2 separate regions of the Homo sapiens genome follow, and region 1 is linked to region 2. Evidence: chromatin loops called from intact Hi-C (ENCODE). Cell type or tissue: endothelial cell of umbilical vein. All regions are shown on one strand. Each heading gives the region's core, and the rest is flanking DNA. Links, peaks and the distances in the headings are about the cores only. Region 1 has its middle 36 kb from the start of PRPS1L1. Region 2 has its middle 150 kb from the start of LINC02889.

Region 1 (17,004 bases), core at 5,885-13,884, 280 kb before region 2:
CTCAGGGGATCCTCCCACTTTGGTCTCCCAAAGTGCTGGGATTACAGCCATGAGCCACCAGGTCTGGCCTATTTTTGTTTTTTTGAGACAGGGTCTCACTCTATTGCCCAGGCTAGAGTACAGTGGTGCAATCACAGCTTAGTATAGCCTTGAATTCCTGAGCTCAAGTGATCCTCCCATCTCAGCCTCCCCAGTAGCTGGAATTACAGGTATGCACCACCACAACTGGCTAATTTTTTTAATGTATTTTTGTAGAGATGGGGGATCTCACTATGATGTTTTACTATTAAAGAACTAATATGCCAGTGATGTCAAACCCAATGTTCGCTATCTTTGGGGATACCTGAAGGTGCTCCTTATGGAACACAAACAAGTATTGACACTTTTAAGAAAATCAATTTCCAGATCTTCATTTTTCAATGACTTTTTTCCCTAAAACTGATGCACCTTACAGTGTGCTATGGTCAAAGCATCATGTCTGTTTTCCTTTTCCACCTCCTCTTTCCCTGATACCCTTGTCCACTTTACCAAAGAAAGGCGTGCCTCTTACCCATCCTGAGCCTTACAACCATTACATTTCCTCAGATTATATAAAGACAATGGAGTGCCAAACAAAGGGCAATTCAAAACGTTGGTGCCTGTGAAGCCTCATTTAATCAAGACATGATTTGGGTCTCATGTAATCAAAACACCATTTGGGTCTCTGTTACTTTTCTCAAAATGACTTAAAGGAGGAATGAGGTAGTAATTTTGGGACCAGCCCAAACTGAGTCTACTCTGTTAATAACAAAATGTTGAGTTAACTTTTATATAGAACAGAGCCCCAAACTGCAAGTCATGTTGTCCAAGCATGTGCAACAGAAAAAGCTTTGAGCTCTAACAATATCTGGAAACAGTGAATCCTCCCCTTGGAACCGAGAAGACCAGGACACGACAGGGACCTGAACACCAGAAGTTTATCAGAAGCAAGGGGTGGATGGGCCTGGAAGATCCGGGGCTAAAATCCACCTTGACATATGTTTCCATAAACGGTCAAATATAAAGTCCTCCAATCAGACCGTGTGAAACCAACATTCCTAAATCCTTTTCCCTGCCCTCTGAGCCCATAAATTTGTCCAGACTCCAAACTGGGGAAACAAATCTGAGTCTGCTCTTGTCTCCTTGCTAATCGGTTTTGCTATAAAGCCTTTTTTTTTCTCAAAAGCATGTGCCTCATAGTATTGGCTCATATGTGTATCAGGCAGCAAGCTCATTTGCTTCGTAACAAAAACTTCCATTTTTACTTCCAGTAGTAAGGGCCTCAAGTTTGAGGGAAAAGAACAATGGTGGAGGTAAGTTAGTGGGTTGTTGTCTTTTTAACATATATTCAGGCTTGTAAGAAAATATTTTCATTAACATTTGCTAAAATATTACTAGTACTGTAAATTCACATTTCACTTTGGATAAGTCTCCTGTTCATCACATGTCAACTACTTCTCTGTTTATTTTGTTATTCCTATCACATAATTATGCAATTTGGACTGCTTTAAAGGGAATCTGTTATAGACTCTTCTGAAAATAATGCATTTAGAAACATTCATGGAGAAACCTCATAAAAGCTGTACACTTATTAGTGACCATGTTGTTAATTTCCACTAAAAGTCTCATTTTAGAAATAAGGCACATTTATTGATTGATATACAATCTATTGAAAAAAGACTTACATCCATCATATCAAGAAATTCATTTCTGATAAAATCTTACTGTTAAATGTTTAATAATAATTTATAAAAGCATAATATGTTTAGAACTGTTTGATCAATTATTCAATATTAAATGTAATCATAACTCAATCCAAAATAATTTTTTTTTAAGACTGAGTCTCATTCTATTACCCAGCCTGGAGTGCAGTGGTGTGATTGTAGTTCACTGCAGCCTCAAACTCCTTCACTCAAGCGATCCTCCTGCCACACCCCTCTGAGTAGCTGAGACTACAGGTACGCACCTCCATGCCCGGCTCAAAAGAAAATTTAGTACTTAGAGCTCTATGGTTACCCACAATATATGAATTTTCAAGTGTATTTTATGTGTATAGTTTTGTTTCAAAGAGGCATAAAGATATAACAAAAAAAACTTTCAAAAAATGAATACTTTTAAACATAAAAACATTACATTGGAATAAAAATCAATGGGGTAGGTGTATGGAAATATAATATAAGGAGGAAAAGGAATAATGCATACAGTACTTTCTAACTAAAAGATCTTGATGTATTTCTCAAACACATGATCGTCAGCATGAAATCACTATGATACCAGTTTCCATTAGCTATATTTAAGAGCATTTTAGCAGTTTTAATTTAAGATGTTAATATTTTAATGTTGTGGAAATGGGGCACTTTGTAACTATTAAGCCCATGATAAAAAATTTAAAAGTTGACTTAAAATTAGCAATGGGGCACCTAAATTTTTCAGAACATTTTAGGGAGTAATAAAACCAAAAAAGCTGAAGATCCATTAAATGGAACACTTTATATTTGGCATTTAATATTTTCATGGCTGTTACTTACCGAAGGCATGGAAAAATATTCAAAATATATTACTTATTAAATGACAGTTATGGTATGATACATTGCAATTTAAAAAATCTAGAAGAAGATGTTGATATTTTAAATTTATTGTTAATATTAGCATATTATGTCGATTATTTAAAATATATTAAGTAGATTATAATATAAATACTAAAATGTTAACAATGATCATCTCTGACTGGTAGAATTATGAGTGATTTTTTTATTTTCATTTTAGTTTATCTTTTTTCTAATTTTCATATCCCAAGCACACATTATTGACACAGTAAGAAAAGATTATTTAAAATAAAAATAGTAACATGTATTCTTTGATCTGGACATCAATAGCTTTACTAAACAAAAACAACAGCACCGAAAGGAAAAAAACAATGCCCTGAAGAACTTGATTCATTGATTGTAATTTTCAAGGTTTAGCCATGACAAATACTAAAATAAAATCTTGCTTCTTGATCCTAAATTCAGCTGTCTTTTATTCTGAACAAGGAGTGCAGAATCAGGTCCTGTAATAGCAGTGGTACTACATCACTAAAAGTATGCTGCATAAGTCTTTGTAAAAAGGCCAGTCAGCAGAAAACATATTTTATAAAGGCATCTCCTGTGTGGCTCTGAATTATAACTTATCTTAACTCAAAAATATAGAAATTAAGAACACAGAAACAGTAGTCAACTTATATTCTACATTAAGTTTGAATTATTATTCTTCAAGGAGTTCTGAGGCTGTTCAGTGTGTATTAAATCTTGAACAAGTTATAGGTTTTTGGAACCAAACAGTAATTGGTATGTAAAACTGGCTTAAGCATTTCCATCTGCACACATAAAATTTTGATTAATTTTTGTTCTAGCTATGTGGTGAGGCATAGCAATCTGTTTTGACATTGAGCTCTTATCCACATTTAGCGGCCTGAAAGGTCATTATACTTTCACTCTCTGTGAAGACATTTCTTGATAATAATAGACTGTATAAAAATAGTACCAGGTGATACTTGGCTAGCAGTCAAATGGGGCTCTGCTTTGTCTATAATTACAATTTCTAAAGAACTCAATTCCACAAACACTTGACTGAACACTTTGGTTGTGTTAGCTTTATCTTGCATATTTTGGAAATATACTGGCCAGAGAATAGCCTGATAACCCTATGTCAATAAATTTATTTTTCTTCATCTTAACCATTAATTCCAAAATTTCTCTTTAATTTAAAAGCTAGAAAACATAGAGTTACAGGGAATGTAAATAAAAACATTCTAATAAGCAAAGACTAAATTTTACTGAATCTGGCTTAGCAGGTAATGAAATAGAACTTTGAATGCCAAGTGGGTGAGTTAGGCAAGATCATCATATCTTGACTCTACACTTGTTTCAAGTGTACAAGTTATGGTATTCTAAGGATTGTATCTGAATACTGAGGGAAGAGAATATTTGAGTTACATTTTATGTAGAGATAGATGTTACTCTCCTAGAATTGGGCTTTACTTGAAATAGAAACAGTTTAGAATAAACAGGAATGAACGATTCTAATGCACTTTGATTTTAAATGAGGACTCACGGAGAGGGAAAACTATACTCAAACTTGAACTGGCCACCAAACCAATTCTCATGTACAAAAAACTGATTTTTCATTTTAATATATGATTTACTTGTCCAAGATATTGCTGAATATTGTTTATTAATATATATAATTCTTTATAGAAGGTTTTTCTACTTGATTTTGTTATCTACTCTATGTTTTTCCATCAGGCACTCACCCTATAATTGTTCAGAAAGTCCCCCACCAAAAAAACTTTCCTAGTTTATTTAGAGACTAATAGTGACTACCATAATTTCATAATTCCTTCCAGTGAGATGTTAGAAACAAACACCTGAATTTGAATCCCACTTCTAATACTGCCTGGGTGTTTGATGTATGACTAGTTGTTGCACATCTTAAATGTTGGTTTCATCATCATTTAAGTGGAAATAGTAATATTCACTTTATGCTATTGCAAGAAATAAGCAAAGAAATATCGGGGAAAAAAACTACCACTATGTCTAACACACATAATAGTTCCTCAAGAAGTGTTCTGTGGCCGGGCCTGGTGGCTCACACCTGTAATCCCTGCACTTTGAGAGGCCAAGGCAGGAGGATCAGTTGAGCTCAGGAGTTTGAGATCAGCCTAGGCAACATAGTGAGCCCTCGTTTCTACTAAAAAAAAAAAAAAGAAGAAGAAAACGAAGAAATGTTCTGTTACATTGAATTCTGATATACCACAGATTGCCTTACATTTGTTGAAAATTTGCCAAAATCTCTGTAGCAATAACATTAACATATCAGTAACTATGTGAAATTAGTATTATTTTGATTATCAAAGTCCATTGGATCAGGTCATAGATAAATCTACGTTTAACTGAATTCCATGCCATAATTGATTTGATCCAATGTATTTATCCTATTGGTGCATTTGTTTAATGGTGCCTTTACTAATTCTGTTACTATCAATGCTGTTTACTTTAAACATTTTGATTGTCTTTGTACTTCAGTTATTAAATAAGAATATAAGTGCTTAAGAACTTCAGTGTTCAACAAATGTGGTTTGATTTGGCTAAAAATCCAAAAGCAAATGATGAAAAAGAATTTGCTGTCATGGGCAGATTTACTTTCAGTGAATATCAAATTATTGAAGGCTTACTGCAAAGGGGAATGTATTAAACTGTATTAAAAGTTCTCCTGCAAAGTAGGGTTAAGCACAAAGCAATTAATGAAACCAAGCATCACTCATTCACCTGTAGAAAAAGTTTTATGTAATCATTTCAATGCTGTTGTGACCCTTTGTTTCCCCCAGGGAGTGACAACTTGGGAAGCAATCAAAGCTTAAGCAGTAATTACATTAGTAATTGGGCCAGTTCCCATCCAGAATTTTTCTCAAGACTCTAAATTCCCTTTCCCTGGTGGGGCTATTTTGAAAAAATTAATTGTGCTAGTCAATTGTCCTATGTAATGCTATTCTGGAAGCTTCTATGGATATGTTAAAAGGGCAATTTAATTAAAATACAGAGAAACAGCTATTGGTTTTCTTTATCAACTCCCGTCTGTTAAAAATTCATAATTACGACCTACCTTCATTGAAAAAAGCACAGACAGATACAGGAAACAGAAGGGAGATTTACAAACCCTTTTCCTATTGGAAAGGTTCTAGCTCAGTTCCCTCTAACTAATACATTGAGAAGATAAAAGCTCAGTGTAGTAAAATCTCTACTTATGCAGTTCAGCATCACCATGGAAACATCTCCCCCTCAGTGAAATAATGAGATGGTAATGAAAACAGCTGCCACATTATGAACCTAGGCACAAACAGAGGCCGAGTTACTCATGCCAAATAGTGAGTGACAGGGGGTAGAATAGATGGGGGCGGGCATGCGCAAGGAGTAATAAGAAAGCCCATCAGTGGGTGTTATGGGAAGGGGTGGGACAAACTACCTAAAATTCTAATATTGAAACTCTCAATTTGATTACTGCAAATTTTGGTAGTGAATTTGTGGCGTTCCCATTGCAGAGACGATGGGGTATATAACTTGAGCTTTGATTATCTGAGTTCAACCTAATATTTCACATGTCTATCACTTCAGACTCAAAATATGTGGCTTGACAATTTAGGATTCTGTATTCTGCTGGGTCCTAAAGCACATGTGTAAGATGGGAACAGCATTAGGATGCCAGGAGAAAAGTACCATTTTGGAGGATAAATGGATATGATGTCTCTCCTTAAAGAACTCCCAAGTGAGTAGAAATTACACTCTCTCCTTCAAAGATGGTCTGGGCCCACAGATTGGAACTGGTGATAGACTTGGATGCATAGAGCAAAAGGGGACAAATGAAAAACAGTCTTGTGGGGAAATTAACATTAAAAGGCATGAATCCAAAAGGTCTGGACCAAGAGACAGAAACAAGGTTCAGAATAAGGCAATCAGGCAAATAACAAGAAACCCAGAATATCATGTGGACTATATATATACTGTACATTACATATAGTAAAATATATTTGGATATGTGTACATTAAACATGTATGATTTACATTATATTCATATTTAATTTAAATATATCACATGTATTTGTATATATGCATATGTGTGTATATATGTACATGTGTGTATGTGCATATGTATAATACACAAACTATTGGTTTAAAAATCTCCCATAAGGAGAGAGACACTTTTTCTGAATGAAGAATTTAGATCAGTCCCTGGGAGACCGAGCCTTCAGGGTTGTAATACAGCTGGTCACTAAAAGTGACCAGAAAATCATGGGTCTTGCCCTATATTTCATCAAGAGATAAAGTGGAAACTAGTCCCAGAGGAAATATTTCAAAGGAGAGTGGGAGACAAATATAAATGTGTTTATTTTTATATCACACATGCTTGCTAGTTTGATGTAATACTTTCACCTGGTGACTTGTTGCATATACATGATGAGGGAGGAGAAGCTAATGCAGAAGGAGAGGTAAGCACGAAGAGGGGAATAATGAGTTTGGGTTTAGAAGAAGCAGGGCTACCACAGCTTTCAAAAACTGATTGGCAATAGAAATCTTATTTATTTTTTCCATGCATCTCTGCATCTTTTCACTAATTTAACAAAACTTTAACAGATGCTTATTAGGGTAGGAACTGTGCTTAGCATGAAGTGTAGGTGGGTGGAACAGTAAACAAGACAGGTGTGGCCTGTGTCCTCCTAGGTCTCTTAATCTCGAGGATTGACACCAGTGGCGCAGACTACTCCCATGAAGCTTGACTATGAACATGAAAAAATGGAAGTAGCTAGAAGGACTGGACAACTTAATGATTTTTTTTTAAGATGAGAAAGGTTTGACCGTGTTCATTTTCTATAAAGGAAGAGCTATTAGGAGTTAGGCATGGTGGCTCATGCCCATAATCCCAGAACTTTGGGTGGCCGAGGCAGGCAGAGCACCTGATGTCGGGAGTTCAAGACCAGCCTGGCCAACACGATGAAACCGTGTCTCTACTAAAAATACAAAAATTAGCCGGGTGTGGTGGTATGCCCGTAATCCCACCTACTCGGGAGGCTGAGGCAGGGGAATGATTTGAACCCGGGGGTTGGAGGTTGCAGTGAGCCGAGAGAGGGCGCCACTTCACTACAGGCTGAGAGAGCAACAGAGGGAGACAGTCTCAAAATAAAAAACTAAAAAAAAAAAAAAAAGAAAAAAAAAAGCGTTAGTAGGGAGAAGTTAAAGGAAAGAATGAATGCAAGACCTAGAAGAAGAAAGGAGGATCTGGACTTGACAATTCTCACATATATATTGGGGGAAAGACGCTGACAGATGTGGGGGAAGAGGAAGGTGTAAACAGTTGCTCCAGTCAGTCTCCTCTCCTGCATTGCTGTGGAAAGTTAAGGACATTTGCTGGAAAGAACTGGAGTGCAGGAGTCCTGGAGAGCTTCAGGAGAGAGCAGGGAAAATGTAGAAATGCCTGTTGAGAAGAATGCGAAGCTGCTGAGTGGTTAAAATGCGTTTTTTCTGGACTGTGACCTGCAGCAAATGACTTAATGTCTCTAACCCTAAATTCCTTCTCCTGTAGTTTGAGATTAATAGTAGTATCTGTTGCTGGTATGAATATGCAATTCTTGCCAAGGGAGGGGTATGCTGGCTAATGACTATAATTTTTTTATTTCTTCCCCAAGTCATCTAAACACATTTTTTTTCCTCCCCTACATGATGCAGGGGCCCTAGGACCAGGGCTACAACATAACTGCTGAAGCAGGGATGATTTCTGTAACTAAGAAACTATGTTTTAAAACTTTATGTCAGAATTCCTATGGGCCTGATGGGAGTGGATTGTGACTTCGCCCCATCTGGCAAATTGGGGCTAAAAGTGAATACAGCTATATAGCCTGGTAGTAGGGTGGCTCACGAGTCCAGAACCCATGTAACCCTACCTTCTGTGGGCGGGAATGGTCTGAGAGAGAGGCACTTGTTAGACTAGTATTGCTACCAGCAATGTGGACCAGCACAGTGGCCAAACCTAATATCCCTTCCGAAGGTGGAAAAGTTTCGGTAAAAAATAAATGACAAATGGGAAAAAGGAGTACTAATAATAGCTGAGGGTAAATAAATGAAAAAATGGGTTATAAATGGAGGGAAATCCAATATTACCTTAACAACTTGAAAGGGTCTCAGAGCAAGAGATAACATTGTCTCTTAGTTCAATTATTCCAGATGCCTGAAAAGGTGAAGCTATACATTTGCCAGGGCCACTTCTGCTTTTGGAACCTGACAAGATTGAAAGAAAGCCAACAAACATAAATGGCCTCTCCCTGGGGGACATTCATACAATATGATGGACTGGACTAATTATTCGTTACTGTGAATATTCTGTTGATGTAATGGATCTGTGTTCGAAAACCAGGGGGTGGCCTGTAGTGTTATGATCTGTTTATATATGTAGATATATAAAAGATATCTATCTATCTATCTATCTATCTATCTTTCTATCTATCTATCTATCATCTATCTATGCTTTCTTCCATGGTTTCTGGCTCATAACTCTCATAGCCCCTATTACAGTCTTTTGCTGTAATGTTGGGTATGTTAGGCCTCAGGGTCAGCCTCAGGAAGCAGAATGTCTCTGACTTTCTCCTGCCCTCCTTTCACCTGCTCCAAGGCAGGACTCTAATCTTCCCCACTTTTCTGATTATGGGACATAAAACTCTCATTCCAGAGAGAGTCTTGCATTGTACCCGGGGGGGAAGGAATGCTAATATCAGGAAGCATCCATAACAACCCAGGAAAACCAACTTCAGAGAGCTTCCGGATAGCTGAACACCTGGAGGTTCCCGGAGGGTGGCGAGCCCAGGTTGAGAATGGAAGCTCTGTATCTCTTCCCCCGTATCTCATCCTATGCATCTCTTCATCTGTAGCCTTTGTAATATCCCTCATAATAAACTGGTGAATGTGAAAAAAAGAAGAATAGTATCTGTCATAGAGTTGTTATGAGGATTAAATGAGATAATGCTTATAAAGCACCTATCACAAGGAGTGTTCAATAAATATGAACTATTATTTATATTAATACAAATAAGAGATCTGGCAGGTTACTAGAGCTTTTGGGAGAATGTATAGCAACACGTGCCATTTTTTAAAAGAATTTCAGGCCAAGCATGGTGGCTTACACCTGTAATCCCAGCACTTTGGGAGGCCGAGGCAGGCAGATTACCTGAGGTCAGGAGTTCAAGACCAGCCTGGCCAACATGGTGTAAAACCTTATCTCTAATAAAAATACAAAAATTAGCCAAGTGTGGTGGCAAGCACCTATAATCCCAGCTACTTGAGAGGCTAAGGCAGGAGAATCACTTGAACCTGGGAGATGGAGGTTGCAGTGAGCTGAGATTGTGCCACTGCACTCCAGCCTGGGCGACAGAGCAAGACTCTGTCTCAAAAATTCACACAATATTAAAGTACCAGTTGAGATTGGGTAGGCTGTACATGAAATGGTCCTATTCTATACAGTTACCCAATAGTTTACAGATGTGCTTTGTAACCTGGATATAACAGAAAAAAAAAAGGACAAATTCCTCAACTGATACAAAGTTGAGGCAGGGATGGCCAAAGAACCTTTAAGAGTGCTAATGAGAGCATATTTGTCATCTACCATAAGGTACATTGTCTATAGAGAGGCAAGTTTAGTGGGCAGATGTTGAATAAAAGTGAAGGTGTTAGGAAAAACGCAAGTATCCTTCAAACTGAAGCAGGGCAGAGAGGAAGCTAGATGGAGCGATCTAAGAATTGGAGGAAGAAAGTGGTTTGTGGGAATGGAAAGTAGTGACTCATCAGAGTTCCATGAGGGCTCTGTCCATAAGGAGGCAATGTGCCTTTAAAAGCAGGCAGGGCAAGTTCAGAGTTCAAAATGTTACCAGTGCTCAGGCATGGTGGCTCACGCCTATAGTCTCAACTACTCCGGAGGGTGAGGCAGGAGGATGGCTTGAACCTGTGAGGCAGAGGTTGCAGTGAGCCCAGATCATGCCACTGTATTCCAGCCTGGGCGACAGAACAAGATCCTATCTTAAAAAAAAAAAAAAGAAAGAAAGAAAGAAAGAAAGAAAGAAAGAAAGAAAGAAAGAAAGAAAGAAAGAAAGAAAGAAAAGAAAGAAAGAGAAAGAAAGAAAAATGGTACCAGTAAAACTCATATCATGAATTCAGCTTCATAGCTACTCTTGAACAAACTAGCTAACTAGCTCCTGTACACAGCCTGTCTCCTATTTAGCTGGCTTCCGCAATGGTTCAGGGTCTTCCTCCTCGGTCACCCAGCATTGGACCCTAGTGTGTTCCCATTGCACCGTTCTCATGCCATAAGAGGTTCAGCAAGCGTTCTTTCTTGGGATCCTGTTCTAGTCACTGCTTTGCCCCAAGGGGCTAGTCAAACTCTCCATTTCAGATATCCCTCTGTAGCCCAGGCTCGTTCTGGATTTACATTATCCCCACTGACGGCCTTCCAGCTCTTCCCTGCCTTGGCCTGGCTGCTGTAGTGCCCCAGCTACCTCAAGAGATCACCATCAGTGGCTGCTGCAGCATCGCCTCCCTCTGGCTATGTTCTGTTAAGGTAAACAAGAAGAATGACAAAATTTTCATCGTTATGTGTATCATTCAGAGAACCTTTGCTGATGATGGAAGACGCTAGCCATTGGATAATGTATTACTTTGGCAACTGTGTTTAGTAGGTTTAAAATTGGCAGTCATTACTCAAATGTACAGAAATGATGGTGGAAATCTCATATTCCTGCATTTTCAATATCTTTAACTCTTCTTTAAAATTTCACGTCTTTCAGGCAGATAGTGTTTTTTAAAGTACCACTTTCCTTCTTTTCTTCTTCCCCATCTTTGGTCTTGTCTTCTCTCCCCTAAAGTGAACTAAGTCCCCTGGGGATTTATGATCACCCTGGTGTATTTATATGTTGAGGGTGAGAATAGGGAATATCTGGTCCAAGGGCTGTGCCCCATTTAGATGTGTCGTGTCCCACCTGGTATCTTAACTTGGCATTTGCTGTGCCTTAGCTGCCCCTGCTTGGCCTTGGGGTATCATGAGCTGACATCTGCTGCTGCTATCTGTGGTGCCAGATCTGATGCATTTAGAGGTTTTCTCTCCTAGTGTCGGGCCGTTTCTAGTCCCCCAGGCCTCTCAGTTCTTCTATATACCACTTGAGAACTCAAGGACACTCAGCTGTGTCCCTTCCTGTGCTGAAATGTATGGGCCTGTACAAGTGTGCTTTCAGGCCTTGGATCCCAGACACTCCCATCAGCTGTCGTCACAAAAGTTCTATCAGCGCCAGGGTTTCTGCCAAGCCTCTCTAAGGGGCCTGTGTTCTTCTTAGATGTTTTTCTTTAATTCCTCCTCAACCTATTTGGATTTTCTAGCTAAGGCAGAATGAAAATCTTAGCCACGTCCCTTTCGTCTTCTTCTTCAACAGCTAATTGACATTTTATCTCTTTTCATTGTGGTGAAAAAGATGCCCTGACATTTAACAATAAATTCTTCCCATTTTATGGTTTGTAGGATAAACCAGAGATTTTTTCACACCATGAATCGTGACTCATTAATAGTTTATAAAATCATTTTTGTTAAAATTAAATAAAATCAAACAGAATAGAAAATATAACTCTGTCATGTAATAAGGGTATGTATTGTTTTGTAATACTTTGTGTGTGTGTGTGTGTGTGTGTGTGTGTGTGTGTGTGTGTGTTTTACACTGAACCAAGGTGTAAAATATTTATTTCTGGGAGTTACTGTCAAAAAAGGTTTGAAAGTTTCTGGTATAAACTTTGCTTGGTTCTCTAAGTTCTGACTTTTGGAGACCTAAAATAATTTTCTCCTTCAAATTGTTCAATTCTTGCAAATCAGTATGCTTTGACATATTATTGGTTTTTACCGTAAAATTTCAGAAGCCAGTATTAGTTATTTATTCTGCCTCTCTTTACTTTTCTCTGAGACAATAAATAGCACTGACTGATGTTTGTGACAAAAAGAAAAGAAGGAAAAATGAAACCTGGGACTAAAATCTTCATTTTTTAAAAAATCAAATGCTCTCAGAATGCATACCAATGATTAACTTTTGAAATGGGTGAAGATAAAAGAATCTCCACAGTTCCACATACATTAAGCTATGGTCGTCTTATAAAATAACTATATCTAACATTTATTGAGTGCCTAGCATGTGCCAGGGAGGAGAACACAGAAAGGAGAAGAAATGTCTGCTCACATTCTAACTGGGTAAACAGACATAAATAACTAATCATCCAGTAAGTGCTAGTAATGTAATTCAGCACAAAGTCCTAAGGATCCATAGAGGAAAAACACAGAGTCACAGAACTTTAGAATAGCTACTCCATTTAAACATAAACATGGGAACAGCAACATGGGAAAAGTTCTTGAATGCACAGTGCATGTTCAAGAAGATTAGACAGAAGGCATGAGACAAACATAATAAGGTGAGGCTGAAAAGAAAGATTGAGGATAGGCTGAAACATGGGAGTTCTTAACTCAGTCCTGGCAGCATTATACATTGCTAATTTTATTGCCGTGTGTCATGCTTAGGAATTTGTACTTAAGTTTGTAAGCAAATGGGAACCAGCAGAAGTTGTAAGCAAGTGTGTGCTATTTCAATGTATTCTGGAAAGTTAAGTGCAGGGAGATAAGTGCAGGGGTGTGTCATAACATGGAGAAATTTGGTAAAATAATAATTTTTTAAAAAACATGATAACCAGTTGGAGATCGGGAACACAGAAGTGAAAGGCATCCCCGAGGCTCCTAGCTTGGTTTAGTGTGTAGATGGTTATAGTAGTACCTGAGATGCAGCTCATAAGAGAAAGAACACAGTTTCTGCACAAAGCAGTACTAGGGGAAAATTTATAAAGTTTATTCACAGTGGAAGAAAATTTACTCTAGGCTGGGCACAGTGGTATTTCAATGTAATCCCACTACTGGGATTACAAAGCTCATGCTTGTAATCCCAGCACTTTGAGAGACCGAGGCTAGCAGATTATTTGAGGTCAGGAGTTCAAGACCAGACTGGCCACCATGGTGAAACCCCGTCTCTACTAAAAATACAAAAATTAGCCGAATGTGGTGGCAGGCACCTGTAGTCCCAGCTACTCAGGAGGCTGAGGCAGGAGAATCACTTGAACCGGGAGGCAGAGGTTGCAGTGAGCCAACATTGCGCCACTGCACTCCAACCTGGGTGGGTGACAGAGAGAGATTCCATCTCAAAAACAAACAAACAACAACAACAAAAAGATTTACTATAGTGGGGGCTTTCAGGGAAGGAGGAGGGACAATAAAATGTGCCCTTATCATAGAGACATTCCTTCTCCTGGGATTTTATTCAATCTGTCTGGCTGTATCAGAATGGGCAGAGTAGGAGAATATATGACCTGGATATAATACTGTGTTGGGGGGCACGTGCTGCGGTGATAAACCCAGCTGAAGGCTGAGGAAGTCTGTGGCACCTGGAGTCGATACAAACAGGCAGTAGGTGGTAGTAGAGGCAACCCCAGGGCATGGGGAAGTCTATTGTGGTCTGAGGAAGGTGTCCAATGAGCAATCAAGCATAAAGATATAGAATCCAGGGAAGGGTAATACCTGGGAATCCCCACAGGCCAACAACTACTAACAAGGAAGTGTCAGAAGGTGACCTATTCACTGGTGGGTACTCGAGGGAGAATTCTAGTGCCCGAGAGAAAACCCAGCAAGGCAAAGGACTGCAGACCTATGGACATGGAATACTAGCTAGACATGAAGTAGGGTCAAGCAGAGGAACAAAAACAAGCAACCAGGTAAAAGGCTGAGGGTATAGTTTGTGAAGTGGGTCTTGGAAACAAGGTAGAAGCCTGTTACCAGCTGATCAGGAAGACTGTGGAGAAAGGAGCTAACAGAGTACTAAGTTCAAAAGTGTCAGCCAATGCTTCTTTACCCAGCTAGTATGTTGTAACCACTTGGAGAAATTTAAACAAATATTTTTGCCTAGTACCCATTCTAAACTAATTAAAATTGGGTTTTCCGTTGGTGGAGCCTAGATGTTGCTCTTTAAAACAAAAACTATCCAAGTGTTGTAAGCAAAAGTTGAAAAACACTCATCTAGAATGTACTCAACCATCGTAATTACCTGGATAGCTTTTAAAAAAAATCCCTGAGGTCAGGTTCTACTCCAATAGATTCTAAGTTAAAGTCTGGGGTTCAGCTTAAATGTAAGCACTTTTCAAAGGTCCCCAAATGATTTTAATATGCAGCCGAGGTCAAAAGTCATGGTCTAGAACTACGCTGTCCTGGTGACTAAGGTAGCCACTAGTCACATGTGGCTATTAAGTACGTGAAATGTTGCTAGTCTGAACTGAGATGTGCTGTAAGCCTAAAAAACACACTGGGTTTTAAAGACTATGAAAATAGTAATGTAAAATAGTCATTAATAATTTTTATATTGATTACATGTTGAACATTTCGAATATATTGGGTTAAATAAAATAAACTATGAAAAAAAAATTTAGACCAGGCGCAGTGGCTCAAGCCCGTCCAGCACTTTGGGATTTCAAGGTGGGTGATTGCTTGGGTCCAGGAGTTTGAGACCAGCCTGGGCAACATAGCAAGGCCCCACCTCTACAAAAAATACAAAAATTAGCTGGGTGTGGTGGTGGTGTCTGTAGTCCCAGCTACTCAGGAGGCTGAGGTGGAGGATCGCTTGGGCCCGAGAGCCGGAGGCAGTGACCAAGATTGTGTCACTGCACTCCAGCCTGGAAGACAGAGTGAGATCTTGTCTCAAAATAAAATAAAATAAAATAAAATTTCCTTTTTTCTTTTTATAAGGGGTGTTGGAGAGAGAGAGGTCACCTTGGCCTCCCAAAGTGCTGGGATTACAGGTGTGAGCCACTGTACCCAGCACCTATTTCTTTTTACTATTTAAAATGTGGCTACTAGAAAACTTAAAATTACATATGTGACTCGCATTATATTTGTGTTGTTTTGGAGCTTCTTTCATGATTCCAGCCTAAAGTCCAGATTGGTCCTAAGGACAACAGTTGAGCTGAGTCTGGGTAGTCCAGGTGTGGGAGGAAAAAGGCTGCAGAAACTGACACCCTGTGGCCAGAAATATCCTTCCCTTTTACAACCCTTATTATGTTATAAAGTTAAAGAACATCAGGGGTAAAGGGAATATGAAAAGTCATCCAGTTTAACTCCTTCATGTTATAGTAGAAACTATTTATTTCATTTCATTTTGTTGTCCTGAATGAAATTCTTGCAGTTGGCCATCCTGATTAAGTAAGAAGCATTCTCCTTTAATAATGTAAACAACTTGAAACTGAAGAAACTATTACACACTAGTTTGAATTACAGAATTCAAACTAATTCAATCAGATTGCACTCCTCATAATACCCAAAGGAAGGCTGTGGGGCTGAAAATCCAGTTAGACTCAGGAAGGAGTGATAGGACTATTGGGAACAGAGAATACCTTGAAGAGCAGGATTGGCCCCGAAAGAGTCCTACAAAGGGCACTTAGGGCAGGAAGAAGATACTGAAGCTGTTTATCTGGGTGGTCTTGGAAGTGACCGTGAAAAAACAAAATGGGATACTACTAAAAGGGCATTCAGAATTTTTTTTTATTTCAAAATTTTGCCTGTTTCCAAGGAAACAAGAGAAAACTAGACTTCCTTTTTTTTAGCTCTCATAAGCCTGACTAATATTGCAGTATTAAAGTTTAGTAATACTGAAAGTTAAATGGGCTTTTAAAAATCAGGAATTGCTTGTATGCAACACTGACTGCTCAATGGAAAATTCCTTACAAAGCTTCGCTTATAAACTGCACCTGGATTTGCTAAACGGTAATAAATCTGGACAAAACTAAGCACATAATATACTCAGTGGGTTAGAGTTTTATAGCTTGGAGTTACTGTCTCTTTGACTGCTAACAGACTTGATTGGATCCTTTGGACAAGAAGGAGAGCATTAAGTATCCCTTCATATCTCAGAGTCTGTTCTGATGGGCAGTTTAAAGTCAAGAATAGTAAAATGGGTGTAGAAATCTAAACTTGATTGGCAACTTTGACAACCAAGGATTTCTTTTTTAAAATTTTGTTTTGTTTACCTTGAGAAAGAGATTTCTATTTCTCCTGTCACTTCCTCATATGAGAGTTAGTTTTATTCTGAGTAATATGTAGCAAATGAAAAAATTCTTCTTTAAGGTGAGTCATCATTCTGCTTTTGGATACCAAAAAGAAGAAGAAGAAGAAAAGAAGAAGAAGAAGAAGAAGAAGAAGAAGAGGAAGAGGAAGAGGAAGAGGAAGAGGAGGAGGAGGAGGAGGAGGAGGAAGAGGAAGAGGAAGAGGAAGAGGAAGAGGAAGAAAAGAAGCAGCTCAGGAAACTGATAAAAAGAAACCCTAGACAAGCAAAGAGGGCTATGTGGAGAAAAATGT
Region 2 (17,004 bases), core at 3,382-11,381:
ATGATAGTGACATGAGTGTGTCTCACTCTAGAGTCCATGTTTCTACCACTGAGCACAGCAGGTTTCATACCCTGGTAACGACTGATAACGACTCACCACAATCCATGGGGATACAAAATCTTCCTGGGTATGCAGCTGGACTCCATTTTCCAGAACCTCTTCAGTGAGGGTGGCTTTATGACTGAGTGTACTGAATGGATTGGCAGTAAAAATAAATGTTTCACTTCCAAGCCTAGCTTAATAAAAACCCTCTTGTGAATAACCCTCTTGTGAACACCCCTCTCTTTCCTTTCCCTAGTCTTGTTAACTGGAATGGAGATAAGCTGCATGCTATGTGTCAGCCCAGTAACTGTGTAGAGGCTGACCTGCATAAGCAAAGAACAGATTCCTCATGGACTTAAACCATGACACATGTAGACTTACTGATTACAATGCTCATCCTGTCATAAGTAATGTTCATATGAGGAATTCATATAACACATCTAAAACTCCAGGGACAAATGACATATATATATATATGTGTGTGTGTATATATATATATACGTGTATATATATATGTATATATATATATATACGTGTATATATATATGTATATATATATATATACGTGTATATATATATGTGTATATATATGTATATATATATACACACACACACATACACACATACATATATATACACACACACATATATATACATATATTTGTGTATATATACGTAACTGCTTGTGTGTGTGCATATATATGTATACATATATGTATATACACACGCACACACACACACACAAGCAGTTATGTAACAGGAAACATCCCCAATAAGTTTATGTAACAGGAAACATACCCGATAAGTAAATGTACAGAGCCATATTCTACCTACGGAATAATTAAAAATTATGAATTAAAATGTGAATTGTGCCAAAAAGATTGTGGTGGCCAACATATATTGATACAACACTGAGGCATTATATGTTAGTACAATCTTTTTTTTTGGAGGGAAATTAGGGACTTTTATTAAGAGGCATTGTAACATTCACCCTTTTTGAATTGAAACCTAGTCCTAGATCTTAATCTTGATAATGATTTGAGATGATCATCAACATAAAGTTGTATTTAGGACAGCAAACAAGCAAACAAACCCCAAACACAAAAACCAGTGTATTGGTCAGGATTCTCCAGGGAAACAGAACCAACATGTACATATATCTATCTACATCTACATCTAATCTATATCAAGATTTTAAGGAATTTGTTCATCCAACTATGGAGGCCGGCCAGTCCAAAATCTGCACATCTGCAGGGTGGGTCAGCAGGCAGAGACTAAGGGAAGAGTTGCAGTTTGAGTTCAAAGACAGTCGGCCGGCAGAATTTCTTCTGTTTCAGGGGAGGTTGGTATTTTCCTTTTCTTTTGTTTGTTTGTTTGTTTGTGGTTGTTTTTCCAGGAGCCTGGCAGGGCCCTTTCGCTCTTTTTTTTTTTTCTTCAACTTTTATTTTCAGCTCTGGGGTACATGTGCAGGTGTTACATAGGTAAACGTGAGCCATGGTGGTTGACTGCCCAGATCAACCCATCATATTGGTATTAAGCCCAGCATCCATTGGCTATTCTTCTGATGCACTCCCTCCCCCGTCCTCTCCCCTGATAGGCCCCAGTTTGTGTTGTTCCCTCCTATGTGTCCATGTGTTCTCATCATTCAGCTCCCACTTATGAGTAAGAACATGTGGTATTTGGTTTTCTATTCTTGCATTAGCTTGCTGAGGATAACGGCTTCCAGCTCCATCTATGTCCCGCAAAGGGCATGATCTTGTCCCTTTTTATAGCGGCATAGTATTCCATGGTGTATATGTATCACATTTTCTTTATCCATTCTATCATTGATGGGCTTTTGGGTTGATTCCATGTCTTTACTGTTGTGAATAGTGCTGCGATGAACATACACATGCATGTATCTTTATAATAGAATGATTTATATTCCTTTGGGTATATACCCAGTAATGAGACTGCAGGGTCAAATGGTATTTCTGCCTCTAGATCTTTGAGGAATCACCACATTGCCTTCCACAGTGGTTGAACTAGTTTACACTCCCACCAACAGTGTATAAGTGTTCCTTTTTCTCCATAGGAGGTTGGTATTATTCTATTAAGGCTTCAACTGATTGGATGAGGTCCACCCACATTATGGAGGGTAATTTGCTTAACTCAGCCTACTAATTTAAATATTAATTTCATCTAAAAATATGTTCATAGAAACTTCTAGAATAAAGTTTGACCAAACATCTAGGTACCACGGTCTAGCTAAGATGACACATAAAGTCAACTATCACTATCAGTATACTTAAATAACTAAAAATTGTGGCCAGGCACAGTGGCTCATGCTTGTAATCCCAGCACTTTGGGAGACTGAGGTGGGCGGATCACTTGAGGTCGGGAGTTCGAGACCAGCTTGGCCAACATGGTGAAACCCCGTCTCTACTAAAAATACAAAAATTAGCCAGGCGTGGTGGCACATGTCTGTAATCTCAGCTACTCAGAAGGCTGAGGCAGCAGAATCACTTGAACCTAAGAGGCTGAGGTTGCAGTGAGCCAAGATCATGCCACTGCACTACAGCCTGGGCAACAAGAGTGTGACTCTGTCTCCAGAAACAAAACAAAACAAAACAAAACAAAACAAAACAAATAACTAAAAATTGCAAAATGTTTTATCAAACTATGGCAATCAATTTGGTCAACTATCACACAGCCATTCAAAATTATGAATATGAAGACTCTATAGAACATGAAAAATGACATTTTCTCATTTCACAAAAGCTTGTTGAATGCCCTAATTGCCAAATTGTACACATAATGATTAAGAAGCTACAACTCCTTATCTCAAGAAATTCACAGCCCTGTAAGATGGACTTCCTGGAAAACGTTTCGGGGTCATGGGGTGCTGTGGTAGAAGGTGGGGATTAGTGGCACGTGAAGCTGAAGATGTGGGCAAAGACCAGCTCACAAAGGGCTGAAAGATTAATGTGTTATTGAGGCATTTGGGCTTTACCTTGTAGCAGCAGGGAGCCCCTGGGGTGTTTTTAAGGTGAGTAGTTTTGCTTTTATAGATCAGTTTGGTAGCAAGATAGGGATTGTTGTTTAACAAGCCCTGAGGCCAAGAGATTAATTAAATAGGCCTGGTAAGAAATGACTTGAGCCTGAATTAGAATGATGGCAATGGGAGTGGAATGGGGGAAGAGATTCCAGGGATATATAGGAAAAGCAGAGTCAATGGAATTTGATGATAGATTGCCTACAGAGGCTAAGAGAGAGATAAAACATTAGAAAAAGACTCCTAGGTTTCTAGCTCAGTTGCTTTCCAGCAAAGATACAGAACAGAGGAGCAAAGAAATTAATATGAGGGATTAGGTAAGCAAGAAAAAGTTAACAAGGGACATTTTGGTAACACGGAGCTAGTAATTACAGAAAACAGCTTCTACCCTAGGGCTGAGGGAAGAAAGAGAAGGAATTGGGGTTTTTAGAGCAAGAAGCTTGAAAGATGCCCTATGGAGTCAGGACAGACTCCCAAGGAATGATGATGAGGCTGGGCTGGGAGGACTGAAGAGGAGTTGGAGACCAGAACAATAGGCACCACAGGGATGAAAGGCTGTTGCTGGGGCCATGCTGACAGAACAGAAAGGTAACACAAGAGTGACTCTGTCCTTCCACCTCCAGGCCTGCCATCTCCCTCAAGCATCTCCTATTTGCAGAGTCCCTACCCGTAAAGGGGAAATGCAGTTTGCTTAGTAGAAGTCCCAGCATTACAGAGTACAGAAGGATGGGTTTAAAGATGAAAAAGTTATTTAGGAAACAGTATCAGAAAGAAGAAAGGCTGAAAACCAGTGACTGAGGTATCTATCTCAAAAGTTAGGAGAAGACACAAAATTAATCAAGAAAAAACATTAAAGATAAGAGCAGTCATTAGTGAAAGTGAAAACCGACATATAATAGAGAAAATCAACAAGGTCAAAAGTTGTTTAAGATAAAACTAGTAAAATTCACCAATTTCTGGGCTGAAGAAAGTATATTACTGCACATTCCATAGGCATTAAAGTGAGAAAAAATATATTAAGAATGACTTGATCCAATACATTTGAAATCTCTGGAAACTAAAAATGAAAGAAATGCTTTTTAAATGTACCAACCCTGGATGTGAAAGCTTGCTAAATCAGGGCTGCTCTGTCATTCTAGAGGAACACTGCTTTTATTTTAATAGAAAGTCTAGGTCAGCTCTAGTACCTTTGGCTCTTCTGAGATGAGTAAATATTCTTCATTAGGAGTATGAAGACATTCATCGTGATATTTTCATACAATGACTACACTTGCCACAGTGAACATGAAGGAATCTTAGGCAGACACAAAAGAGTGTGTCGTGTGTGACTATTTCAAGTTTGAAGGAAGGTAAAACTGGCTGATGAAGATAGAAACTGGACTTGTGGCTGCCTATGGAGAACTAATGCCTGAGATGAGCCATGACAGAGGCTTCTGGAGTACTGGATATGGTCTATATCTGGATCAATATAGTGGTCATAGGGGAGTATTTGATTTGAGAAAATTCCTCAATCTGTACCCTTATAATTTATGTACTTTATGTATCTTATACTTGAAGAAAAATATACTTTAAAAATCCAGTTGGAATAGAGACTAAGAGAGGGATTCTGTCTTGCTGTAGACTAATTTCTTTTCAACTCTTACTTGATTCTACATTGTCTTCTGATTTGCTTCTGTGCTTCCTTCACTACCAGGTCAACAACCTCTTTCACTGGGGAAGACTCGAGGTCTGGTTTGCAGTAACTAGAGATGTTGAAATACAAACAAGACCTTTTAGTTTTCATTAGGAAGGCATTATTGGCTAGATTTCACCTGCCCTGGCTGTTTGTGTTGATCACTGTTACTTTGCAAAGCTATAAACAAGGGAACTGTAAGAAGAGGGGCTTTCCCAATGCCAGGGCACTCAGTGAAGGACATCTGCAAAATTGCTGGTTCAAAATTCTGGTGGGTGAAAATTTTATAAATCTCAGCCTTCAGACAAAAAAAAAAAAAAAAGATACCTCTTGATTGGGCATCTTCCAGAAATCCTTTCTGCTGTGGTTGTTTTCTAGTCTATCACTAACAAATGTCCTCCTGACAAGAGAGCTGAAATTCGAGACTGTCTGCTTGCTGCCGCACTGGGATTTTTGCTGTTTAATTTTTTCATGGCTACTTGTCTCTAGGTGTTGCCTACTTAATAAAAACTTCAGTGGATTAAATTTTTTAAAGTAACTATTACAGAGTAGTCATATAAAAATACTAAAAAAAGACGCCACCAAACAAAATTACATTTATAAGGAACACACACAAATACACACATTAATACTTTTGTAAAAATCCCCAAGCATTTGTTAGCTTTGCTTCCAAAACCTTTAAATTTTGATGAAGTCCACTTTATGTATTTTTCCCTCTTGTTGCTTGTGATTTGGGTGTCATTTAAAAAATAAATTGCCTAATTCAAAGTCACAAACATTTACACCTATATTTTCTTGTAAGAGTTTTGGAGTTTTACCTCTTAAATTTGGGTTTTACATTTTGATTCATTTTGAGTTAATTTTTGTATATGATGTGAAGTAAAGATCCAAATGCATTCATTTGCTTGTGAATATCATCTCAGCACCATTAACATTCTTATTCCTTGTCTTAGCATCCTTGTCAAGAATCAACTGACCATAAATGTGTGAATTTATTTCTGGACTTTCACTTCTATTCTATTGGTCTATACGTCTACACTTATACCAGTACCACATAGTATTAATTACTATAGCTTTGGAGTACATTTTAAAATCAGGAAGTGCAAAATCTCCAACTTGGTTCTTCTTTATCAAGATTGTTTTGGCTATTCTGTGTTTTTTGCATTTCCATATAAATCTTAGAATTAGGTTGTCAATATCCAAAAAAAAAAGCCAGCTAAGATTTTGATAGGAACTGTGTTGAATCTGTAAATCAATTTAAGTATTACCATCTTAACAAATTTGGAAGATCTTAGCAGTATCTTCCAATCCATAAATTTGAGATATTTTCCTATAATAAATAGGTCTTCTTCAGTTTCTTTCATTGGTGTTTTGTAGTTTTCAGTGTGTAAGCCTATATAGTTCCTTTGTTAAATACTAAGAATTTTTTGATGCTATTGTAAATGGAGTTGTTTTCTTAATTTAATATTTGGATTGTTCATTGCTTGTGAGCACATTTTATTTTGTCCAAGAATGAACTTTCAATTTGATTGAAATAGTCCTTAGGAAGTCACTCTCAAATATGGCTTAACAGAAAAGATGCCTTTTATGGCATGAAGAATTTAGTGGGAACAGTAACCCCTCGTAGATAATTTTTTTGTAACTCCTCAAAACTTGAACTTACACTTCTAAAATTGAGTTTAATCTCTTTAGAGGAGGTAGAGTATGCATATACATCTTTGTAGTGTTATCAATGAGACAATCGTGCTAGTACAAATTAAGAGAGGTACACAAAGCATTCATTTCCAGATCATTTTGGAAAATATCTTATTTTTCAGATTAGTCATTGTAACTCCTAAATTTGATTAGTAACTTTCATGTTATCCAGATAGACTGTTATAAGGTATAAGTTGCTTCCAGGCTGGGTGCAGTGCCTCATGCCTGTGATCCCAGCATGTTGAGAGGCCAAGGCGGGAGGATTGCTTGATGCCAGAAATTTGAGACCAGCTTGAGCAACATAGCAAGACCCCATCTCTATATAATAAATTAAATTTTAAAAATTGCTTCCATAAAATACATCTCGGCTATACCCTGAAGATACTTTCATGTCCCAGGGGTATTGTGTACTAAGCATTACGTGTGTCTGGTGAATTTCACAGTTTTCAAATGTTCCTATAAAGTGCAAAATGCATTCGATCAGCAAAAGGATTTTGTTAACCCAACTTCATCTTGTCACTAACCAACATCATTTGTCATCATTTCCAGGGTTGAAACGAAATTTTTGTCTATTTTTTAAGCCAGGATTACTCTATCTTCTGAGAAGACAAAAAGTACCTTTTGCTAAGATTTCCCTATACTGTGGTCGTGTACCAAACAAAATTCTTTAGCTTTACCTGTGTGGAGCTAGAACAATTGGGTAGCCAGCCAGCCTTCTTCTCCTTGCCCACTTGAAGGCTGCAACTGTTAAACAGCACTGCCCTCTTGTGAGCAAACTCCAAAAGGACCAGCTTGAAAAAGTCCCCTCAATTTAAGTGCTGCCTGTCTGTAATAAAAACTGCACTCCAGTCGAAACCTAAATTTTGTGAACCACCAGTTTCTACCACAGGTTCACAGAACCTTCTAGAGATACTCAATTTTCATCCTAAAAGAACAAGAACATTCCCGGCATTCTAATAATCACAATCTTCTCTCTCTTCCTCTATCCCCAGCAATTTAATATTTTTTAGGTTTCTAAAATCTCAATGTGTTTCACAAACTGGTGTAGTTAAACAACTTCAACTATGTTTTTTCCCTCAGTAATGAATGCTTCATGACAGTAGGAAATTGACCGTAAAGAAGAAGGCAGGAAAATCGATGTAGATTGTCAGTTTGTTTCAGAGATACTGCCCCTCATTTTTGTGGATGAGAAACCAGAGGTCCAGAGAAGTTCAGAAATTAGCAAAGCACCTGGTTCAGAGTCCTTGTCTCTTGCATCTCAGTGCAGCCTGTTATTGCTACAGAATGTGACAGGATGTAATTTCTTAAAGGCAGAAGCTGCTTCCATAACGTTTCTATCTTCCTGACAGACTGGCATTGTGAGCAACATTGAATATGAAGGGCTTTCTCACTCATCATTTTTTCGTGTTAAACTATAGGTTTTGATTTATTAGTTATATAAATAGTGTTTGCATTTAATGAAACTATAACATCAATACAAAGTATTGCCAATAGGAATTATTGCTGTCCAAGCAGGACTCTCCTTAATACATAAATAATGCTATCAATACTTCAATACTTCTAACAACTCATGTCTGTTGTCCCATTCCTCGGGCTCCTTTTTCCATTCAGCAAATGTTTATTAGATGTTCCATGTGTCAGGTAATATATTACTACAAGGCCCTGTGGACTTTTCTTATTCACATGCCTCTCATTCATTTTCATCTACATCTTATCAGGTTGGAACACAAGATGCTTAGTTATCCACAGCACATTGTTTAGTGCAGCAGGCTGTACTTGTAAACTGCAAATCAGCAGAAGCAATGTTGGATGAGTGCTTTTTCTCCTTTCATTCAACACACGTTTTGAACTGTGACATTTCCCAGCTTTAAGATATTTTATAGATTTAAATTGTGCTCCAAATAAAAGAGTTGAGTGTGTTAGCTGCAAAATAGACAGGTCTTAAGCAGAAACGGATACTTAGTTTATTGTGACCTTTTTCCTATTTCAATGAACTGGCTGCCGGAGAGAAATGGGTACCTATGAGAGGCAATAGCACCGTGAGGTTTGAAGCCAGGTGGATGGGTCATTCCAGTTCTGCTTCTTTTCAGCTGTATGAGCTTGGGCATAATTAACTTTTTGTTTTTAGCTTCATAGGTTGTTATGAGGATGAAGTGAAATTTTACGCACACACACACAAATTAGCACACCGTAAGTGCTCAATAAGTATTCACTCTTATTACATGCTCTACCTTGTGTTTTCTTTCATTTACTTTTAGTAAAGTATACTATTTCTTATCATTTATTGTATTTTATTTTTATTTTTGGCAGCTTTATTGAGGTATAATTAACAAATAAAATTGTATATATTTACCGTATACAATGTGATGTTTTGATACAGGTACACATTGTGGAATGATTACCACAATCAAGCTAATTAACATATCCATCACCTCACATAGTTATCTTTGTGGTGAGAACACTTAACGTCTATTCTCTTAGCAAATAGCAAATATATAATACATTATTATTAAGTATAGTCACCATACTGTACACTAGGTCTCTGCAGGAATTATTCAACTTATAACGGAAAGTTTGTACCCTTTAACCAACATCTTCCGATTTTCCCCAGCCCTCCATCCCTGCCAACCACCACTCTACTTCTGTTTCTATGAGTTTGACTTTTTAACATTTCACCTGTAAATGAGATCATGCAGTATTTGTCCTTGTGTACCCGGCTTATTTCATTTAGCATAACATCCTCCAGGTTCATCCGTGTTGTCTCAAATGACAGAATTTCCTTCTTATTTAAGTCTAATAATAATATTCCATTGTACGTGTGTGTGTGTGTGTGTGTGTATGTGTTTATACATGCCATATTTTCTTTATCCGTTCATCTAGCAATGGACACATAGGTTGATGTCATATTTTGACTACTGTGAATAATGCTGCAATGAACATGGGAATGCAGATATCTTTTGGAAAGAGCAATTTTATTTCCTTTGATATGCACCCAGAAGTGGGATTGCTGGATCATATGGTAGTTTTAATTTTAATTTTTTGAGGACCCTCCATACTGTTTTCCATAGTGGTTGTATCAACTCTCATTTTCTCATTCCCACAAATAATGTCTAAGGGTTTCCATTTTTCTACATCCTTGCCAACATTGTCTTTTAATTTTTTTTTTTTTGTCACCCAGGCTAAAGTGCAGTGGTACAAACATAGCTCACTGTAGCGTTGAACTCCTGGGTTCAGCCTCCTGAGTAGCTGAGACTACAGACATATGCCACATGCCACCGTGCCTGGCTAATATATATATATATTTTTTCCATGGAGACGGGGTCTTACTATGTTGATCAAGCTGGTCTTGAACTCTGGCCTCAAGTGACCCTCCTGCCTTGGCCTCCCAGAAGTGCTGGGATTACAGTTGCGAACCACTGAGCTGGACCTTATCTTTTGAATTTTTGACAATACCTGTCCTAACAGGTATGTGGTAATATTTCATTGTAGTTTTGATTTGCATTTCCCTATTGATTAGAAATATTGAGTACCTTTTCATATACCTATTGGCCATTTGTATGCCTCCTTTGGAAAAATGTCTATTTATGTCCTTTGCCCATTTTCAATCAGGTTATTATTGCTATTTCTTATATATTTTGGATATTAACCCTTTATTAGATATATGGTCTGTAAATATTTTCTTCCATTCTGTAGGTTGCCTTTTCTTTTTGTTGATTGTTTCCTTTTCTGTGCAGAAACATTTTAGTTTGATGTAGTTTGTTTTTGTTGCCTGTGCTTTTGGTATTACATCCAAAAAATAATTTCCAATGGCTTTGGCTTTTCTAATTCAGTAAGTGTAAAAAACAAATAATAATAATAATAATAATAATAATAATAATAACTAAGACAAATGTCATAGAGTTTTTCTCCTGTGTTTTTCTTTAGGAGTGTTACAGTTTCAGGTTTTATGTTTAAATATTCAGGTATTTTTCAGTTGATTTATGTGTGTGGTGTAAGACAATCATCTAGTTTCATTTTATTTGCATATGGATATTGTTTCCCCAGCATCATTTATAGAAGAGATTGTCCTTTTCCTATTGTGTGTTCTTGGCACCTTTCTCAAAGACTAGGTGACTGTAGATACATGGATTTATTATTAGTTCTCTATTCTGTTCCATTTATGAATGTGTCTGTTTTTATCCTGGTACCGTACTGTTTTGATTACTACAGCTTTGTAATACAGAACGATGCCTCTAGATTTTTTCTTCTTGTTCAAGATTGCTTTATCTATCAAGGTCTATTTTGGTTCTATATAAATTTTTGTATTTTTCTATTTTTGTGAAAAATGCCATTTGAATTTTGATAGAGATTGTGTTCAATCTGTAGATTGCTTTGTGTAATATAGGCATTTTTAGACTATTGATTCTTCTAATTCGTGAATATAGGATATCCTTCCACTTATTTGTGTCTTCTTTAATTTCCTTCATCAATATTTTATAGTTTTCAGTGTAGATTTTTACCTCCTGGGTTAAGTTTACTCCTAAGTATCTTTTGTTGTGCTATTGTAAATGGGAGAATTTCTTTTTCAGGTAGTTCGTGTTATTGATAGAAACACTACTGTTTTTTTGTAAGCTGAGTTTGTGAACTCAACTTTACTGAATTCCTTTATCAGTTCTAAGTTTTTTAGTGAAATCGTTAGGATTTTCTATATATGAGATCGTGTTGTTAGCAAACAAACAATTATACTTCCTTTTCTATATGGATTTTTTTTTTCCTAATTGCTCTGGCTGGGACTTACAGTACTGTGTTGAGCAGAAGTGGTGACAGTGAGTATCTTTATTTTGTTCCTCATCTTGGAGGAAAATCTTTCAACTTTTCACCATTCAGTGTGATGTTGTCTGTGGGACTGTCACATAAGAACTTTATTGTGTTGAGGACATTCCGTCTATACCTAATTCAATGAGAGTTTTTACTGTGAAAGGATGTTGAATTTTGTCAAATGCTTTTTCTATGAATTTTGTTCTTCATTCTGTTAATATGAGGAATATCATTTTTTGATCTATCTTGAACCATTCTTTCATTCTAGGGATAAATCCCACTTGATCATGGTGAATGAATCTTATAATGTACTATTGAATATGGTTTGCTAGTATTTTGTTGAGGATTTTTCACATCTATGTTAATCAGTGATATTATTCTATGGTTTTCTTATCTTGCAGTGACATTTTCTGGCTTTGGTATCAGGGTGAAGTTGGCCTAAAAAATTAGTTTGGAAGTATTGCCTTCTTTTCAACTTTTTTTGAAGACATTAAGAAGGATTGGTAATAATTCTTTAAATGTTTGGTAGAATTCAGCCAGGAAACCATCTAGTGCTGGACATTTCTATGATGGGAGACTTTTAATTACTGATCCAGTCTTCTCACTCATTATTGATTTATATAGATTTACAATTTCTTCCTGATTAGGTTGTATGTGTCTACAAATTTATCCATTTTTTTCTAGGTTATTAGACTTTTTTGGTATATAGTTATTCATAGTAGTCTCCTATGATCCTTTGCATTTCTGTGTTATCAATTCTAATGTCTTTTCTTTCATTTTATTTATTTGAGTCTTCTTTCTTTTTATCTTAGTTGATTTGGCTAAGGGTTTGTCAATTTTTTTTTGATTTCTCAAAAAAAAAAAACAACTTTCAGTTTGTGGATCTTTGTTATTGGTTTTCTAGTCCCATTTACTTCTAGTCTAATTTTCACTATTTCCTTCCTTATGCTAACTTTGAGCTCAGTTTGTTTTTCCTTTTGTAGTTCCTTGAGGTGCAGTGTTAGGCTGTTTATTTGAGATCTTTCTTTTTTGAGGTAGGCATTTATTGCTATAAACATCCCTCTTAGAAATGCTTTTGCTGCATCTCATGTTTTGGTGTGTTGTGTTTCCATTTTCATTTGTCTCAAGATATTTTAAAATTTTGTCCTTGACTCTATAGTTGTTCAGAAGCACACTGTTTAATTTCCACATATTTGTTGATTTTCCATTTTCCTCCTGTATTGATTTCTAGTTTCATGTCATTATCATTGGAAAAAATATTTGATATGATTTTAATCTTCTTAAATTTGTTAAAACTTGTTTTGTGGCCTAATATATGATCTATCCTGGAGAATTTTCTGTGTGCACATGAACAGAATGTGTATTATATTGCTGTTGGGTAGAATGTTCTGCAATGTCTGTTAAGTCCATTGTTGCCTTATTGATTTTCTCTCTGATTGATTCGTTGATATTGTTGAAAGTGATTACTGAAATTCCCTACTATTGCTGTGTTACAGTCTATGCCTCCCCTCAGATCTATTAATGTTTGCTTTGTATATTTAGGTGTACCAATGTTAGGTACCTATATATTTAATAATTCTTACATACTCTTGAAGAATTGACCCTTTAATCACTACATAATGACTTTATTCTCACTTTTTACAGTTTTTTACCTAAAGTTTTTATCTAAAATAAGTATGGCTACTTCTGTTCTCCTTTGGTTTCTATTTGCATGTGATATTATTTTTCATCCTTTCACTTTCATTCTGAGTGTTTTTTAAGTTGAAGTGAGTTTCTTGTAGGCAGAATACAGTTGGGTCTTTCTTTTTTAAATCAATTTAGCCACTCTATGCCTTTTGTTTAGATAATTTAATGCATTCACATTAAGAGTAATTACTGATAGATAAGAACTCATTAGTCCATTTTGTCCATTGTTTTCTGATGGTTTTGTAGATCCTTCTTTTTTCTTCCCCTCTTGCTTGCTTTCTCTGTGGTTTGATGGCCTCCTGTAGTGGTGTGCTTTGAATCTTTTTTTTTTTATTATCTTTTTTGTATCTATTGTAGGCTTTTGTTCTATGGCTACCCTAATGGTTTCATAAAGTATTTTAAACTTATAACCAGCTATGTTAAGCTTGTAACACTTAATTTTTGTCAAATACATAAACTCTACAGGATTTCTCCCCCTACTCCCATGCTTTATATTTTTGCTGTCACATTTTACATCTTTTTATTATTTGTATTCGTTAACAAATTATTGTAGCTTTAGTTGTTTTTAATAGTTTTGCCTTTTTAACCTGTATACTAAAGATATAATTGATTTATCCATCATCATTACAGGGTCAGAGTGTTTTGGGTTTGACAATGTAATTACTTTTACCAGTTAGTTTTATAATTTCATATGTTTTCATGTTACTAATTTGTGTCTTCTTCCTTCAGTTTTAAGAACTACCTTCAGCATTTCTTATGACATGTCTAGTGTTGATAAATTCTCTCAACTTTTGTTCGTCAGAGAAAGTCTTTATCACTCCTTTATTTTTGAAAGATAGAATTGCTGGGCACAGTATTCTTGGTTGGCAGGTTTTGTTTTTTTTTTTCTATCAGAATTCTGAATACAGCATCCCACTCTCTTTTGGCTTGCAAGGCGCTGAAAAATCCAGATAATCTTTCAGGGGCTCCCTTGTACATAATAATGTGCTTTTTTCTTGCAGCTTTCAAGAATCCCTTTGTCTAACTTTTGACAATTTGATTATGACGTGCCCTGGTGTGAGTCTCTTTGGACTAATTTTACCTCATGTACATTAAGCTTTCTGAATATTTTCTCCTCAGGCTTGGGATGTTTTCTGCCATTATTTCTTTTAAAATGTTTTCTCTCTCTTCCTATTCTTTTAGCATATCAATAATTCCTAATTTGTTCTGCTTAATGTTGTCCCATAAGGCCTCTAAGCTATCTTCACTCTTTTTAGTTTTTTTTCTCTCCTCAGCTTGGGTGATTTCCAGTGACCTGTCTTCAAATTCACTGATCCTCCCTTTTGCAGAATCTGTTGTCAAATTTCTTTACTAAAGTTTTCAATTCAGTTATAGTATTCTTTAGCTCTATGATTTCTGTTTGGTACTTTTAGATATTTTCTATTTCTTTGTTGGAATTTTCAGTCTTGCATTGCTTTCCTACCTTGATGTGCAACTTTACAGTCATCATTTTGAATTCCCTGTTGGGCAGACCACATATCTTCACTTCACTTGGGCCAGTTTCTGGAGATTCATGTTGTTATTTTATTTGGAATATATCTCCTTATTTATTCATTTTTCTTGACTCACTGTGTTGGGTCTGTGCATTAGATAAGACATCTGCCTCTTCCAGTCTTGTCAGACTGGCCTACTGTAAGAGAAAAATCTCACCAATTTGCTTTGCCAAAGATTTTAAGATGCCTTTCAAATCTTGTGTTTGTCTCTGTTTTTGGTGCTGCTCCCCCTCCCAAATTAGGATGGGCCATGTTCTGTCAATACCCGAAGACCAGTAAGGTAGGAGCCAGTCTCTCTGATGTAGCTGGAAAAGCTGGAGGGTGGGGGGCGGTGGGTGTTGGGTATGTATTTTAGCTGCTATCCTCATGGTGAAGCTGAGTGTTGCTGTTTATCTCCCACTCTTTCTGCACTAAGCTAGGGAGAGGATCTGTGACAAAATCCTGTACTGGAGTTCAGGCTGCATCTTCTGAGCTTGAGGAGATATCTGATGGAAGTAGGCCTGTTGTATGTCCACCTCTTTGTTTTCTGTGGTCTAGGGCCACTCAGGAATGCAAAGCCCCATCAACTTTCAGAGCTAGGTCGTTAGGGAGACAGTCCCTTTGGTGAGAGCTATACATTTGTGGCATTTGGTGCATGGACAAACTCCTTCCAGGAAAAATAGGTAGACCTTGGTGTGAGGAAAGGCTTGAGAACTGCCCAGCTCTGGCGCTGACTGCTGGAGGGCTAAAGTTTGTCTCACCTATTAGCTCCCTGATGCAAGTTTATTTGGAGCCAGGCTGTCATATAGCCACTGGAAGGGTGTGTAGTGAGCCCCTTCTGGAGAGAAAAATGGTAGCTGTATTTCAGCCTCATTTCTGCACTGTTCCCAGGAAGTATGGCCTCTGGAAGTGTTTCTGTGTCCATTTAAAACCACCTTTATGTTCTATTATCTAGAAGTACTCACATATGCCTCGTCTCTTCTGCTCTCAGGGCTAGGAGGTTTTTAGGATGCAGTTCTTCAGACAGTAGCTATGAAAGTTGGGGCACTCAATGCACGGCATAAATCCCTTCTGCAGAGAAACAGGAAGCTGCTTTTTAAAAGCCCCTTCTCCACACTGCTCCTAGGGATGGAGCTTCTGGAAGAGCTGTGGATGTCTACAAAACTGCCACTTTTCCCCTATAGTCTAGTGAGAATTGTATATGCTTAATCTCCTTCACTCCTAAAGCTGGTTAAGTAAGAGCCAAAATGTGGGGAAGCTAAGAGTTAGGGCATTACATATGAGGTCTATACCCTACTCGCCACAGTGAGAAGCTGAGTTTGGGGATTCCTTTCCTGATTGTATGATGTGGTGCCTGGGATGGCATCTTTGCCTGACCATGCCTCGGTTTTTCCCATCTGTTCGGTGTGGATATTTTTCAGTTGCCTGGTTGGGTCAGAGTTTCTCAATTGATTTCTTACTTTCTCTCAGAGAGAATTGATCTGTGAATAGATGTTTATTTGGTGTGCCCAAGAGTGGAGGGAGAGGCAAGGGCCTCCTATTCTGCCAAGTTGCTGAGGTCACCTCCTTGTCTCTTATAACTCCTTGTTTTTTAGGACCTTGTCCCTCTGTAACATCATACCTAGTATTATCTTTGTAATGTGGTTGACTTCCTATGCCGTACTTGGAACAGCATGAGCGTTCAAAAATGTGCATTAAATGAATGCATTGACCCTATGTTAAAAACATTAGAAAAACCTACTCCTGCTTCTTCAGAGCTCCTTCCACAGAGAGAAGGTCACATCAAAGATGATTGTTCCAATGGAAACACTTGTGATACAAATTACTGGACTAATCAAATGACAGACATTTAGCGGGTATGTGCAGAGTAGGCAGAGGTGGCGACAGAATTCCCAGTAGATAGACTGAATAAATGCTTAGATCACCAGTAAATGGGGACATGCAAATAGAACAAAATTTAGATACAGATTTTGATGTTTTAAAAAAGGTATTGCATCATTATCATGCTAAGAGTTTGAACTTTGTTGAAATTCTCTTTTACTTCAGGGTTTAGATCTTAAAAAAATATTGTATTACATATGGTGGATAGTTGTGGGATGTGAAGCATAATCTCTTTAATGCTCAAGACTTTTAAAGATCTTCATCCAGCCCTGGGAGGGTGTTGCCTCTGATCAAATTATGGTCAGAGTCTAATTTCCTGGCTTCAGAAAAATCTTCTATTAGTTTCTGAGGTCATAGGGCAAGGAAAAAAATCTCAGGATTCTGGAATGAAGTTTGAAGAGATTAGAGCTTGACAGAACAGGCAGTACATATCCTTCCATGAAGACAAAACATTGGCTTCAAGCTTTGGGTTTTGCTGGTGACTGACGAGCACTCAGGGACAAAGTCCCTGTGGAGAGGACAGGAAAGGCCTCCCCAGCTGGTCATCTTCATTCAGCACCATTTGCTACCCTGGCCAATGTGATTGACCCTCTGCCTCTCACGCACCCCTTGGCAGCAGGTTGCCCCTTCCTGATGAATTTTCTTCATTCAAAACTGCTCTGGAGGCACATCCTGACCTGATTTTA

What was found. Hi-C counts contacts between places; a loop is a spot of excess contacts. Peaks named below come from ENCODE experiments on the same cell type or tissue, not always from the same donor. Only the 100,000 strongest peaks of a DNase experiment are listed, where the experiment ranks them.
Region 1: a loop joins it to region 2, with 4 times the contacts of the local background. A loop is called at or near these places in 8 of 110 quality-filtered maps.

Annotation. Positions count from the first base shown.
Region 1 is chr7:17,983,147-18,000,150 of GRCh38, reverse strand. No RefSeq gene overlaps it. Among named protein-coding and RNA genes, the nearest start is that of PRPS1L1, 36 kb to the left of the region's middle. In endothelial cell of umbilical vein, for the core only: no CTCF peak of the experiment used is centred there; a DNase peak (open chromatin) is centred at 10,360.
Region 2 is chr7:17,697,139-17,714,142 of GRCh38, reverse strand. No RefSeq gene overlaps it. Among named protein-coding and RNA genes, the nearest start is that of LINC02889, 150 kb to the right of the region's middle. RefSeq lists an enhancer at 7,089-7,138. In endothelial cell of umbilical vein, for the core only: a CTCF peak has its summit at 7,207 (motif pointing left); a DNase peak (open chromatin) is centred at 7,182; H3K27me3 peaks cover 612 bases.